2 separate regions of the Mus musculus genome follow, and region 2 is linked to region 1. A link is a contact called in ENCODE Hi-C data. All regions are on one chromosome and are shown on one strand. Each heading gives the region's core, a stretch centred on a gene start or an enhancer-like site at or near the end of the contact. The rest is flanking DNA. Distances are from core to core; before and after follow the strand shown.

Region 1 (4,398 bases), core at 1,358-3,857:
CATGCAGGGCCTCACACCTCACTATGGGGGTGGCTGCAGCACAGCCTCGGTCCACAGGAGAGGCTCACACCTCACTGTGTCCCCACAGTGGTTGCAGCCCAGCAAGAGGCCAGAGGAAGAGCTGTACATGACCCCACCCCTTCCATGAGCATCTTGTCATGAGTGACTACCATCTACTAAACATCTACTGTGATCAACTGCATGCATCAAGACAGCAGTTTTCAGTTAATTCCAAGAGTGTTCAATCACATTTCCAAATGGGACTGAAGTGGAAATCCACCGAGCTAGTACTTGGTGTATAAATGGACCCTGATCTAACCTCACTCTTATCAGTCCATGTTCTCTTGATCATCTCAAAATGCTATTTTAAAAGTTCATAGGGCCACACAGTTCAAAAAAACAAATTACAAGAATTATATGGTGAATGGTAAGTTATTTAAAATACAGATACACATGTGACCTGCCAGGAACATAGTCACAAGAGCACAAGAATGCCTGGTGCCATCTACAACCTTCCCACACCCATCTCACTGAGCTTGCCAGGATTCCTCCACTGTGCATGTGTGTGCGCGCCCGTATGCGTGTGTGTGCGCATGCACGTGTGTGTGTCCCTCTATCGTGTGGGTCTCAGGAGTGAAGCTCAGGTCTTCGGGCTTGGCAGCCGGGAGGGCCCTTCCCCACTGACCAGCTCCCTCTTGCCCTTCTCTAACACTCCTTGCCGTTTCTGAAGGAGGATGTAGCATGTTAACGCCAGGCCGCAGTGAGTGTGCCCTGTGACGTCTCCTGCCTTGGCCCATCAGAGTAGCGCCAGCTCGTAAAGGGAGCTGACATAGGTCTGAGATCGCCATGCCGTGGGTGTGTGAGGCCACCACGCCATGGGTGTCTGAGCTCGCCACGCCATGGGTGTGTGAGACCGCCATGCTGTGGGTGTGTGAGCTTGTCACGCCATGGGTGTGTGAGCTCACCATGCGTGGGTGTGTGAGACAGCCATGCCGTGGGTGTGTGAGACAGCCATGCCGTGGGTGTGTGAGACCGCCATGCCGTGGGTGTGTGAGACCGCCATGCCGTGGGTGTGTGAGACAGCCATGCCGTGGGTGTGTGGATGAGCACGGGAAGCTCTCCCTGTGAAAAGCTGTACCCGGAACCACTAACAGGAAACTGCGAGTTACCTTGGACGTAGTACTTGGTCATGTCAGAGGTGCCTACTTTCCTGCTGAAATGCTGGTCATTGGGCTTCACCTGGCAGATGTTGGCACCAGCGCATGCAGGGTAAGAAGAGCTGGTGATGGAGGAGAGCTGGATTTCATACAGGTAGTTGTCCCCATTGGTCCTCATGTCTCCAGAGGCGCTGAAGAGCCTGAGGCAGAGGAGAGCACAGCGGTCATACTCCTTCCTCTGCATGCTCCAGCCCTTCTCTAACACTCCTTGCCGTTAACGCTACATCGGCCTGCCCAGCCCCGCCTCCTGGAATGACTGCACTATCTCACACACTGCGGACAGCACATGCAGTGCACTTGCCCCAAGACAGCCCGTGACACCGCTAAGAGATGGACCTTACTTTTAGCTAACATGCTGGTCAGCCCAGAGTTCCTTGTTCTCTCTGTGTCCCGAGACTCTTGGCTCCAGCAGTAAGGGCAGAGGGAAACTGCTTTTTATAAGAAATTCACCACTGAGTGTCAAATGACAAAGAAGCAGTCCTTTTGCTTGGTGTAAGCCAAACTTGGTCACTTCCCAACTGTCACTGAAGCCTAGACTGCCTACCTGGCAGCATGCCTACAGGGCAAGACTTACGGTCTTGTTCCCTCGGAGTGTGTGTCAGCCAAACAGGCAGGCTTCCACTTACTTAAAATAAATCTCGCCGAGGCTGAAGCTCTTGCCGGTCACAGGGTTGGTGAGCGTTCCGTTCACCATGGTCACCTCCTGAGGCCTCACCGCGCAGGCAGCCCGTGAGTACCAGTAAAAGTAGTAGGTGCAGCTGACACTGTCAAACCTGAGAGGGAGCAGACACGGTTACCTCGGGGCCACACACAGCAAGGCTGCCACACACATAGCTGGAGAGGCCTGCAAGAGGCAGTCGCCCGGGTTCTTAAGGGTCCTTGGGAGCCACCGCTGTTGGTCCCCACGGGGACTGTGTGAGTGACAGCTCTGGGCCAGGACGACTGTCCTGGTCACTATGCTTCAGCACAGTACGAGGATAACATTAGCAACGTGGGAAGCAGACGAGGATGCAGTGCCTGCTCACCCTAGGGACACAAACCTGTGACTCCAGCCACTGAGACAGAGGTAAAAGGTGGCAAGTTCCTGTCACAGTTACAGAACAAATCCAAGGCCAACCTGGACACGTTAGTGTCATCCTGTGTCAAACAACAAGACAGCTGGAACTACCGCTCAAGAGCACAGCACCTGCCTGGTTTGCTCGAAGCCCTAGGTTCAACCCCCATCCCCACAGAGAAAAACCAAACTCAATAAAAATGCCTTAGCATATGAAGCTGGAAGCTCTGAACCGAGACTTGTACAAATAGTCTCTTAGTCTCAGAAATTAAAGACCCTTTCAAAGCAGTTTCCAAAACAGCAGTTCACATGCTCCCCCTGTTGGCCACAATCCCTCTAACATCACCCAACAACTGCCTGCAACACCCAGAACCTGCTTGTTGGTGGTGCAATCAGCACCCCCTTAATTCTCCCATGATGAGGGGCAGCAGCCAGATCTGCACTGCTCAGGCTAGCGTCAGCACCTCCAAAGCTGATTCAGGAGTATGTTTCTTAAGGCAAACCAGGCTAAAAAAGCTGAGGTGGCCTTAGCCCTCAGATGGAGTAGGGGTACCTCCTGTGGGAGACAATCTGTCCTCTAAGGCCTCAGTCTCAGTGGGCATTTCTGCCACACACAGTGCCAGTCCCAGACACCCTCTCCTCTGTGTGCACATTCCCAACTCCCACGTGGAAATGGGGGAGGCAGAGAGCACAGTGTGCTCGCCTGTGGCTCACCTCTTGAATGCAGGCCTGCCCACAGTCTTCGCACAGGTCAATTCGATTACAGACGATGCAGTCTTATTCCCACCACAAGGATAGCCTTTCGAGTAAGTAACAATGACCGTTTCATCTGAAACATGAGACAATGAGTTGGCATTATTTCTAGTGCACTGCAGAACAATATCGGGGCTTAAAAATCTACTGCAAAGGCAAGTGCCGGCTGTCTAAAGGTGCCCTCCATACTCAATGGCAGTTACTGGCCCATACACTCAACCCATACCACCATAAGTAAGGAAGCAGCAAGACCATGAGCTTCCTGGATCCTCAGGAATGAATGCTAAGCCTCCATGGCCACACCTATATGACTAGCATCCAGCTCTACAGTAGTCAGGAACTTCGGGAATAGAGAATTCCTAAGATGTGAGTTTGCCCAGCTGGTTCATGTGTTGAGATTTTAATTCTCAAAGGGAGGCCACTTTCTTGATTGAGTTTGTTATTAAAGGCCATGGGAATTCCCTCAGAATCCCCTCTCCATTTCAATATCCATGTCACCTTGTAGTTCAAACAGCGCAATCGGGATCCTACTCTAGCCTTAGAGGCAGAGTAGAATGTCTAACCCCCAACACAGCCTGGTCCTTGTGTGCTCCCTTAGTTGGGAAAATGTGCCTGTCCTCTAACAGCCGATCCCTTCCTTCCCTTGATGATCGTGTCATGATTCCTAGCCAAGAGCTCAAGGGAACACGGAGCCATCTGTACAGCGCCCTGTGTGACCATAGCTTTTTTAGATGTGTGTAGATGTACATTGAGAAGCCAATGTGCATCCGGAACATGATCAGCGAAGGTGCTTTGAACAGGCTCCCTGTGCCTCAGAGTATCAAAACAGCATGGACTTCATGTTCCAGGAAGGGGGTAGAAATGCTTCAACTAGTCACCGGGTTTCCACCAAAGCTCAGGCACTTTCTCCATCACACCAGGGACAGCCTCACCTTGCCAATCTTGATGCAGCAACTGAGTCAAGTACAAACACCCCAGAGCCTTACCTATGACTTCCAATTTTTGTGTATGAACAAGCCCCAAAACCTGGACTTGACCAGTGGCACTCTTCTTGCAAATGCTGGCTCTTTCAGAGCAGTCCAGGGGACCTTTGTATACTCTTTGGCACAGATTGATAAAGTACCTACAGAATGACACAAAGGGGTGTAAAAAGGGCAAATGAAAGTTCTACTTCGAGTACACTGGACAGACCTGTGGACTCCACACTACCTTGGAAGGTAACTGACTCCCTGATAGCCTTGGGGGTGCAGAAGAAACGGAGAGTGAAGCAGCCATACAGAGTAGCTGACTCAACGGGCTCACATGTAGTGGCATGTCCCCATGCATCCCTGACACAGTACAGACAGGAGAAAAGGCTATGGAGGGATAGCAGGC
Region 2 (4,126 bases), core at 1,257-3,756, 120 kb after region 1:
TAAGTAGACTAAGCTGGCCTCAAACTCAGATATCTGCCTGTTCCTGCCTCTCAAGTGCTACAATTAAAGGTACTTTGTTTTGTTTTGAGACAAAGTATCACACCATAGCCCAGGCTGGCCTAAAAATTACTTTGTAGCCCAGGCTAGCTTCATAAGCTTTGCCAATCTTCCTGTCTCTGCCTCCCAAGTGTTACGTTTATAGGTATGAGCCCCCACACCCTCCTATGCTGGAGATGGGCAATTTGACTCACATTGGGCTTTCCCTTGCCTTCCTGGCTGCCTTAAAGATGCAGCATCCCCTAGGGCTATTTGAAACAGTTTGTGCTGGATTTTAGCTATCACAAACCTTGCTCAACTCTTATCACAAAGATCAGAAGGGAAGCCCTCCCCAACCCCCCCCTCCCCCCGCGGATGAGTTGAGGAATTACTGTAATTGGTGCCAAAGGGACAAAGCTGGAATTGACCCTTCATTTAGTACAAATGTGATGTGACTGGTACACACACACACACACACACACACCCCTCCAGCTACATAAGGCTCTTGGTAAGCTGTCTAGGATAAACCCTCAATGCACCACCAACACCCTCCCATTCCCAATAGTAGGGCCTACCTAAAGCCTTCTCGTGAGCATGTACTTTCTCTCTCTCTCTCTCTGTCTCTCTGTCTCCCTCCCTCCCTCTCTCTCTCTCTCTTTCTCTCTCTCTCTCTCTCTCTCTCTCTCTCTCTCTCTCTCTCTCTGTTCCTCTCTGTCTCTCTGTCTCTCTATTTCTCTCTCTCTCTCAAGTCAAGGCTAGCCTCAAATTCCTGATCGTCTTACCTCGACCTTCCAAGTGACTTGGGTAGTCTCTGCTTGTCTATGTTCGCAGTGTAGGCTAAGGAAACAGAGCAGAAACATGAATCCATGAGGTGCCACTGGCAACTGGCACTGGCTGCTACTGTAGAGGGAACGCAGCCACCATCATGAAGAAGCCTGGCCTGGGGAGGCCTGGGGGAGATGGTCACAGTCAGGATCATAGGCTCAGCAGCCCATGTGAAGTCCAGAGGCAGCAGGCAGGATTGTCCTCCCAAACATCTCATAGCATCCCACAATAGCAAGACTTAAAATTCATAGAGCAGAAATGCTCAGCACCTTCCCCGTGCTGGGATTCCAGGTTTGCCGCCACTGTTCCACCCTCTGACTCATGAGTCTAGCTACTAGGGGAATTCAGGTAAATAGAATCATATGATGTTTGTCCTTTTACAATCCCCTCATTCCATCCAGGATTGCTTCAGAGGTCATTGCTGGCCAAGCATGGATCAGGACTCTTGTCTCCTCAAAGGCTGACTCTGTATGTATATTAGAAGTTGCGGCTTGCATTCCCTGATACACATATGGACCATGTCTTGCTCATCTGTCCCTCTCTGACAGGCACCTGTTCTAGAAATGAGGATGCTAGCTCACAACGTGGACACATGAGGGTCTCTTTGAGTCTGTTGGTCTGTTAGGGAATGGGACTAGAAAAATGACTGGATCCCATGGTACCCTAGATTTAACTTTTGGGGGACCTTCCAGGATGCTTTTCACGGTGACTCTATTCGTTCCTATTGCTATTGCTAGCTGAGCCCTTGTTGTACCTGGACAAGCAAGGGTGACAGGGAGTTCATCTGGAATGTAAGGCCCTCGGCTCATTGCATTGATAACTGTTAGTGTTGAGACTTTTCCTAATTTAGGGTCCTCCTCTTTCCCTTTACGGTTGTTTTGTAATGAGCCCTGTGTGATGGTCCTCCACATCTCCCCTGTTGTTTATGCCTGTCTGCCAGGCCAAATATGGTTTTAGCCATTTAGAGCCGGCCTACTTTACAAAGCTCACAAACTATGCCAAACATCTCCTAACCCTATGTATATAAGACAAACGCTGTTCTGTAAAAGCTGTATAGTCTGGCTTCTCCAGAGAAATAAATCCAAAAGAATATATAAACATGTGTACATATTATAGACATACAGACATATGTGTGTACTAATATAGTGTATATACACTAATAAAGCACATAGTATGTGTATATAATAGATACAATCATATATACATGCATGCATATTAACTGCATGGCATAGTTATGGAGGCTGAGAATTCCCAAGATGTGCACTTGGCGCACAGGACGCTGGAGACCGGCAGAGCCCTGCAGCAGAAGGCCACTGTCCCAGCTCAAAGAGTCAGGCAGTCCCCAAGTTCTCTCTTTAAGTCTTTCTTATTGGGGCCTGCAGCAGACTGAATGGGGCCTGACTACTTCAGAGATAACATATTGCCCAGCTCAGCCTGCAGACTCGTGATTTCACCCAGCAATCTCCTCAAACGGTACAGATTAATTTTTAGCTAAATGCTTGAGCTGCCTAAGTCAGTCCAGTGGATTTGTCAAGTCAGTCTCCACAGGTTCCCACGTGCCCTGATCCTTTGAAATGCTCTAGTCTAGAGCCTTCCCACGACAAACTTAGTCTCCTATTCTCCTTCTGTGGAGGAGTTGGCTTGTCCTCTCCGGGTAGCCTTCCTGATTACAGTCTCTGGACGTCCTTTGTTAGGAGCAGATCTTTAGCCAGCCCTGCCACAGCACCGCCTTGAAACGTATGCAGCAATAGTGCCCCCTTGTGGTATAACCTCTCCCTGCATCAGCCACGAAAATTTTTTTAATTGGTTATTTACATTTCAAATGTTCTTCCTCTTCCCAGTTTCCCCTCCACAAGCCCCCATTCCATCCCCCTTTCCAACTCAACCACCCAATTCTGCCTCACCGCCCTAGCATCCCCCTACACTGGGTCACCAAACCTCCATAGGACCAAGGGCCTCCCCTCCCATTGATGCCTCTACTACATATGAAGCTGGAGTGTACTCTTTGGTTGGTGGTTTAGTCCCTGAGAGATCTTGGGGGGTGGGGGTGGGGGGCGGGGTCTGGTTTGTTGATATTGTTGTTCTTTCTATGAGGTTGCAATCTCCTTAAGCTCCTTAAAGTCACTTCCCCTAACTCATCCATTGCCCCCACAACCCATGCTCAGTCTTATGGCTGGCTTCGAGCATCCCCATCTGTATTGGTCAGGCACTGGCAAAGCCTCTCAGGGGACAGCTATACCAGGCTCCTGTCACCAAGCACTTCTTCAGCCACCAAATCTTGAACCACCACCCAGGATAGTCCAAAACCAGAAGACTGCTTTTCACCCTTCTTGTTCCAGCCATGTGCTTGGGAAAATGCCTCATATCACCTTGACTTCTGCACCAAGTCCATTCCCAAGCCCCTTGGATTTCTATCCATGTCCAGGGTATTGTGGGTCAACTATGGGTGAAAGGGGGAAGAGTGGAGGTAAAAACAATGTCTGCATTCTTCTGAATGCAAAATTCACTGCACTCCCATTGACAATAACCACATCTTTAAAAAGATTTGGGCTAGGGAGCTAGAAAGGCGACTCAGCAGTTAAGAGCTTGTACTGCTGTCAGAGGGCCACGCTCTGGTCTCGGCATTGAAGCAGGGCAGATCAGAACCACCTATAATTCCAGTTCCAGGTGATCTGACACCCATACCTCAAGCACCCATACACACACAAACACATACACGTGCCCACACATGCACAAACACATACACATGCCCACACATGCACAAACACATAGGATTTTTAAACTCGAAAATAAATATGTTCAAGTTGTGTTTTGTTTTGTTGGGCCTCAGGGCCCTGGCTTGTTGGTGTGCTTAGCACAAAGCATATAAGCCTGCTATAAAAATTAGACTCTTAGCCAATATTGCAGTATTCGTGTTTAGCACAGTGCATGGCATATAGAACATGCTTGATGAAGGTTTGAGCTAATTTAAATAGGTATGGTAAATAATATTAGACTGACTACATCATGTGGAGGATATATTTTTTTCTCCAGCAGGCCCCGTGATTGCAATTACGTGTTATGGAAAACCCTCGATTATATTTATTATTGTTTCCTTTTAAGCAAGACTATAATGCTCTGGTTTCAGCAATGCTTTCAAAGAGAGAGAGAGAGAGAGGCAAAATTGCTTCCCAACTAAATGATTAAGATCTCTAAATTTAAACAGTGACATTCCCCCTCCAGTCACTATTTGGTAAGAAGCCGAATTTGCCTGTTGCCAAAACAC

What was found. Hi-C counts contacts between places; a loop is a spot of excess contacts on that map.
Region 2: a loop to region 1 is called in a map of T-helper 17 cell, with 2.2 times the contacts of the local background. The contact joins two enhancer-like sites. A Hi-C loop is called at or near these places in 5 of 37 maps with a recorded cell type or tissue (Patski, T-helper 17 cell, gastrocnemius and 2 more).

Annotation. Positions count from the first base shown.
Region 1 is chr17:12,687,147-12,691,544 of GRCm38, forward strand. Igf2r (insulin-like growth factor 2 receptor) reads right to left here. Exons shown (of 48, transcript NM_010515.2): 41 at 4,011-4,147; 42 at 2,986-3,100; 43 at 1,844-1,990; 44 at 1,170-1,357. Among named protein-coding and RNA genes, the nearest start is that of Slc22a1, 14 kb to the left of the region's middle. Within about 2 kb of position 2,608, at least 2 of the 3 ENCODE cell types and tissues checked have a DNase peak (open chromatin) inside an H3K27ac peak, as active enhancers do.
Region 2 is chr17:12,808,050-12,812,175 of GRCm38, forward strand. The region is part of intron 1 of Airn (antisense Igf2r RNA); the gene reads left to right. Among named protein-coding and RNA genes, the nearest start is that of Igf2r, 40 kb to the left of the region's middle. Within about 2 kb of position 2,507, at least 1 of the 3 ENCODE cell types and tissues checked has a DNase peak (open chromatin) inside an H3K27ac peak, as active enhancers do.